2 separate regions of the Homo sapiens genome follow, and region 1 is linked to region 2. A link is a loop called in an ENCODE intact Hi-C map of the cell type or tissue named here. Cell type or tissue: PC-9. All regions are shown on one strand. Each heading gives the region's core, and the rest is flanking DNA. Links, peaks and the distances in the headings are about the cores only. Region 1 has its middle 320 kb from the start of MIR5702. Region 2 has its middle 250 kb from the start of MIR5702.

Evidence for each region. Hi-C counts contacts between places; a loop is a spot of excess contacts. Peaks named below come from ENCODE experiments on the same cell type or tissue, not always from the same donor. Only the 100,000 strongest peaks of a DNase experiment are listed, where the experiment ranks them.
Region 1: it touches region 2 in a loop (4-fold over the local background); 2 of 110 quality-filtered maps call a loop at or near these places.

Annotation. Positions count from the first base shown.
Region 1 is chr2:226,337,777-226,340,694 of GRCh38, reverse strand. No RefSeq gene overlaps it. Among named protein-coding and RNA genes, the nearest start is that of MIR5702, 320 kb to the left of the region's middle. In PC-9, for the core only: no CTCF peak of the experiment used is centred there; a DNase peak (open chromatin) is centred at 1,654; H3K27ac peaks cover 1,209 bases.
Region 2 is chr2:226,410,710-226,413,627 of GRCh38, reverse strand. No RefSeq gene overlaps it. Among named protein-coding and RNA genes, the nearest start is that of MIR5702, 250 kb to the left of the region's middle. In PC-9, for the core only: no CTCF peak of the experiment used is centred there; a DNase peak (open chromatin) is centred at 1,687; H3K27ac peaks cover 1,909 bases.

The DNA of each region.
Region 1 (2,918 bases), core at 295-2,794, 73 kb after region 2:
TGAACAACCTTTTAATGGGATGATCAAAAACTGCTGTGTGTCACCACCATTTGTCCAAAGAGGTGAGATCTCAAGAAATTTTATCTTTCACAAATGCAATTGTATAGAAAGAACATCTCTTCATTTATTGAGAAAGTTTCAATGTTTTCACGTATACACACAATGCTTGCATACAAAGTCATCATTGTGATAATGTACTTTAATGGAATCAAATTTCTGATGTCCTAGACAGCAGAAGAAATCTGTCCCAGCTCTCAGAGTTTGCCTTCAGTGTTTGTTCTCTCCGGGACTCTGTCCGTTTAGATGGTGCCTGCCAGCACTGAGGGCAGATCTTCCCCGCTTAGTTTACCTGGTCTCACATACTAATCTTTCCTGGGAACACCCTCACAGTCACACCCAAAATTATGCTTTATTCCGTTTCTAGGTGTTCCTTTATCCATTCAAGTTGACACCTAAAATTAAGTTCACAAATCTACCTACTGTCAGTTTGGCACCCATATATATCTCCTTAAATTATACTTAACTGGCAAATAAAGACAACAACAAAGTAATAGTTGTGTCTAACATTCAGCAACTAATTGTGTGTACAGCTGAAAACACACTAATCTTCCTCCAGAATCCAGCTTTTAGGATTTCAACATTAGGGATTTTAATCTTTTGGGATTGTGATTTTGGGGATTTTACATGGTAGGGATTTTAGATTACAAGGATCTGGGCTTTAGAGATTTTGATCTTTAGAGAAGATTTCAACATTAGAGAGTATGGAGTTTGGGAGTGTGCCTTTTGGGATCATGATTCAAACCCCATTCTGGCCTAATTTCTTTCCCTCCTTAGGAAGAAAATGTCTAGTTTCTCATTATATGTATGATGTCATCTGTAGGGATTTGTTTTTTTCAAATAGATTTTTTTTTATTAAGTTGAGGAAATTCTCCTCTATTCTTAGTTTGCTGAGAAGTTTTACAATATGAATGAATGTTGGATTTTGTTAGATGCTTTTTTGGTATTAATTGATGTTATGATATTACTTTTCTTTTCTAGCTTGTTGATGAGGTAAACTACAATGGTTGTTTTTCCAGTGTTGAACAAGCTTAAATTATCTGTAATAAATCCTACTTTGTTATCATGCATAATTATTTTTATATATTGCTGAATTCTTTTTGATAGTATTTTGCTAAGGATTTTTATATCTACATTTATGAGACATGTTGGTGTGTAGTTTTCATTTTTTGTACTATGTTTTTCTGTTTTGGGTATCAAAGTAATGCTAACTTCCTAAGATTAATTGGAAAGTGTTCACTTTTTTTTATTTCCTAGAAGAGATTATGTAGAATTGGTGTTAATTCTCCTTTCAATCTTTGATAAAACTCCACTGAAACTCTGAGTCTGGAGATCCCATTTTTAGGGGTTTTAAAATTATGAGTTAAATTTTCTTGATAGCTATAGAGCTGTTCAAATTGTATATTTGATGGTAGGTGAGTTATGGTACATTTGTAGTTCTTATCCTTGTTCCTTATAGGTAAGATTTTTTTTCCTCTAGTTCCTTCAAACTTTTTCTCTGTTTTTGGTGTTCTGTAATTTGGATAGTACATGCTAGGTGTCAGTTTTTTGATATTTTTCCTGCTTGGTGTTTGCTCAGCTTCCTGAATCTGTGGTTTGGTGTTGGTGATTAATGTTAGAATGTGCTAGGTCATTGTCACCTCAAATATTTATGCTCCATTCTTTTTTCTTCTTCTAGTATTTTAATTGTTTGCACATTGCACCTTTTGAAATTGTTGCTAGAGTTCTTGGATGTTCTCTTCTGTTTTATTTAGTCTTTTCTCTCTTTGCATTTCAGTTTGGGAAGTTTCTAGTGATATACCTTCAAGCTCATTGATTCTTTTCTCAGTCTATTAACAAGCCCATTAAAGGTATTTTTTATTACTCTCATATTGTTTTTAAATTCTAGAATTTGCTTTTGATTATTTCTTAGCAATTCTGTCTCCTGATGTCTAGAGTATTAATGTGCTTATCAAAGAAATTAATATCTAACATTTCCCTTTGTTTCTTTCTTAGGGTTTTTTCTCTTTGCTTACTTTACTCAACTGTTCTTGAATGCTGTCTACTTTTTTCCCATTGAGCCCTTGATGCATTAATTATAATTATTTTAAATCCCTGCCTGATAAGTCCAACATCTGTGTCATGTCTGAGTCTGTTTCTGTTGTTTACTACGCCTCTTAAGACTGTTTTTCCTTTTTTTTTTTTCTTGGTTTGGAATGCCTTATCCTTTTTTCTTGGAAGCTGGACATGTTGCATCGGGTAACAGGAACTGAGATAACTGGGCCTTCAGTGTGATGATTTATATGAATATGGCTGGTAACTGTGCTGTGTTTATTGTTTGCTGTAGCTGTAGGACTGGAGGTTTTAACTTTCTCTAGTGTCCTTGATTTGGTATTTTTCTTGACTTGTGTCTCTGGGCTGTGATCTTCCCAAGTATTTTTCCATGGTTCCCTTCCCTAGTGAGACAGGAAAGCTAGAGAGGACTAGTTGGGGACAGATGTCTTCCTGGCTTGAATAAGGTTCTGGTAAATTCTTTTTCTCTAGGCCTTTTCTGTGGAGACTTCTCTGGGTGATTATTCTTTCCTTTTACTTGGGTCTAAAAAAATGTTCACTTTAAGTTTATTCAGCTTTTTCATATGATTACAGAAAGTGTTTCCTATCCTCATACCTAATCACTAAACTAATAGGGCTCTGGTATATTACCAGTGCAAGATTCAAACTCTATCTAATCAGGGTCTTTGCCCAATTAAAAAATTGGTTTATTTGTTTTCTTGATGTTGAGTTCCTTGTATATTTTGGATAATAACCCTTTATCAGATACATGGTTTGAAAATATTTTCTCCCATTCTGCAGGTTTCTTTTTTGTGTTGGTTATTTCATTT
Region 2 (2,918 bases), core at 284-2,783:
GAAATGGCAAGAGAAATAGTCAGACTAGAGCCTTCCAGAAACCATCCTGTGAAACAGAAAGCTACTGTCCATCCCTCCACTATAAACATGGATGGTCTGGCTTTCCACGTGCCCATTGTGTCACCTTGGGCAAGTTGTTTAACCTCTATCTGTTTCAGTTTCCTCATCTGTATAGATGGAAATAATAATATTACCTGCCATATAGGGATGTTGAGAGGGAAATGCATGCAATTTGTTTGGAACAGACTGTGTTTGGGACAAAATAAGTAGAGTAAAAATGTTACTTAATATTACAAATTTGCTATCAACTCTAGACTCCAAGCCTGACTTTCCCATGTGACAATATGGTATTTAACTAATTATATAAAAATCATCTGTATATATGCCTCTTTTCAAGGTAATGGAAGAATACAGGAATGAATAAAACTAGTATCTTTCCCCAAGAGGCCTATCATTCAGTAATAAAATTGGGAAATATACACATTTTGTGGGACTTTGAATATCTTTTTTTTTTTTTTGAGTTGGAGTCTCACTCTGTCACCCAGACTGGAGTGCAGTGGGCGATCTCGGCTCACTGTAACCTCTGCCTCCCGGGTTCACGCCATTCTCCTGCCTCAGCCTCCCAGGTAGCTGGGACTACAGGCACTTGCCACCACACCTGACTAATTTTTTGTATTTTTAGTAGAGACGGGGTTTCATTGTGTTAGCCAGGATGGTCTCGATCTCCTGACATCATGATTTGTTCTCCTTGGCCTCCCAAAGTGCTGGGATTACAGGCTTGAGCCACCGCGCCCGGCCTGAATATCTTATATGCCTTAAACCTCCATGAAACCTGGCTCAGTGGCTGCTACACACAAGATACTCAGTGAATAAATATGGAAGAATTGAATATGGTGAGTGAAAAATCAAGATTTAGGGAAAGCTTCCTGGAAGGAGAAACAACATAAGATACGCATGGAGGCCTAAGAAGGATCCATTTAAGAAGTTCATGGTGGTGGATTCATGGGTTCAGGGTCAGTGTATAAAAAAATTGTAAAGATAGATTTCAACCTGGATATTGGATGGTCTTAAATGACATCCTATAGGCTTAAGTGCCATGCAGTACCCAATGGAGGCAAGCAGGACATCAGATGGTTCACAAAAGAATCTGGCGTGATTGGATATGAACAATAGGATCATGTCTTTTATGATTTTGAGGACCATTAGGACTGGTAGTCTGGTATACTAATCTTCACAAGATCAAAACCACTCATCTCGTAAGGTTGCTGAGGGAAATGTTCATGCTTGGGGTCAAATGCAAAGAAAAGCAAAATAATATTTTTTTTTGGTTGGACTTTTTGTCAACAACTCCACAATGCCAATAACTCTGTTAAGATGGGCTTGCAACATGGCATGTAGACAAGAAGCCCAAGAAACCTTCTTGCTGTTCCTAAGCCTAGACTGTAACTTGGATGCTGTGATCCAACTTGCCTCAACGACAATAACTTTTGAGTCTAATGGCTTAAATATACATGAAAGAGCAAGACAACTAGATGACTCGATCTCTTCCTTGTGCAGAAAGGCTTGGGCCACTTCGCTATTCCTTGGCCATAAAAGGAGAAAGAAAGAAAGAAGAAAAGAGCCACACCTGTGGATGTGATGATTAATCCACAATAACCCTGCATGTGTAGGCCAGGCACATGCTTGGAGTCTGACTCATTAAATGTGTGTCCCTCCTCTTAGAAGAGGAAGAAGACATGGGGAAAGTAGCTGTTTGTCTTTCCAGAGGCCTACCTGGAAGTTGGGTTAAGGAAGTTAAACATTAGAGGTAGAAGGAATTTGAGCGAGGTCAGTGTCTGTGGGACTGAACAGTGTCTTTGATTTCAAAGGCATTGAGAATTCTGATTTAATGTTGAAGTGAAAGATGTGGAGACACTGAAGATGTTTATCAGTTTCTAGTCTTCTGTGTCTGGGAGCATGGTGCTGCCATTAACTAAGAGAAGCAATGAAGAGGCTAAGATGACTTCTGTTTTTTTTTTGTAGTTTTAGCGTACCCTTTAAACAAAACACATCTGCTAGTACCCTGAGGCTACCTCAAGGGTAAGCAGAGCATTAAGTTAATTGACAAGTAATATTACAGTGTGAGGAAAAAGGGAAGGATGAATACCACCTTTTATCTTTTCCTAGAAAATAAGTAACAGGAGTGTAGAATTATTCATGAGGCAGGTGAACCTAGGGTCCTGTAGTAAATGGCTGCTTTTTAAGCGTCATTTCTGTGTTTCAGATGATGTCGTAAACTGTCTAAGAGATGCTGAAAGCTTTTTCAGGAAGTATGTAACAAAAGTTTTGAAAGGGGCTAGTCACAGAAATTGATTCCTGTGATGGTTAATTTTGTGTGTCAACCTGACTAGGCCACAGGGTACCCAGGTTAAGTGTTATTTCTGGGTGTGTCTGTGGGGTGTTCCAGATGAGATTAGCCTTGACAAGTTGAATTGGTAAATTTAGTAAGGTAGATCGCACTCCTTAGGGTGAGAGGATAGTATCCAATTCATTAAGGGCCTAAATAGAACAAAAAGAGGAGGAAGGGAAGACGCACCCCCTTCCTGGCTGTCTGTGAGTGCAGGTATGGGTGTCCTACCCTTGAACTTGGATCTTCACCTTTGGTGCCCTGGCTCTCAAGCTTTTGCACTCAAACTGGAGTTACGCCACTGGCTTTTCTGGGCCTTTTGCTTGCACACAGCAAATTCGGGGACTTCTCAGTCTCTATGGTCGTGTGAGCCAAATCCTTACAATCTCTCTCTCTCTCCATATGTATGTGTGTGTGTGTGTGTGTGTGTGTGTGTGTATACACACACACACACACACACACACGCACACACACCAGAGAAACAGAACCAATGTGGGAAGTATATATAAAATAACATATTGGTTCCATTTCT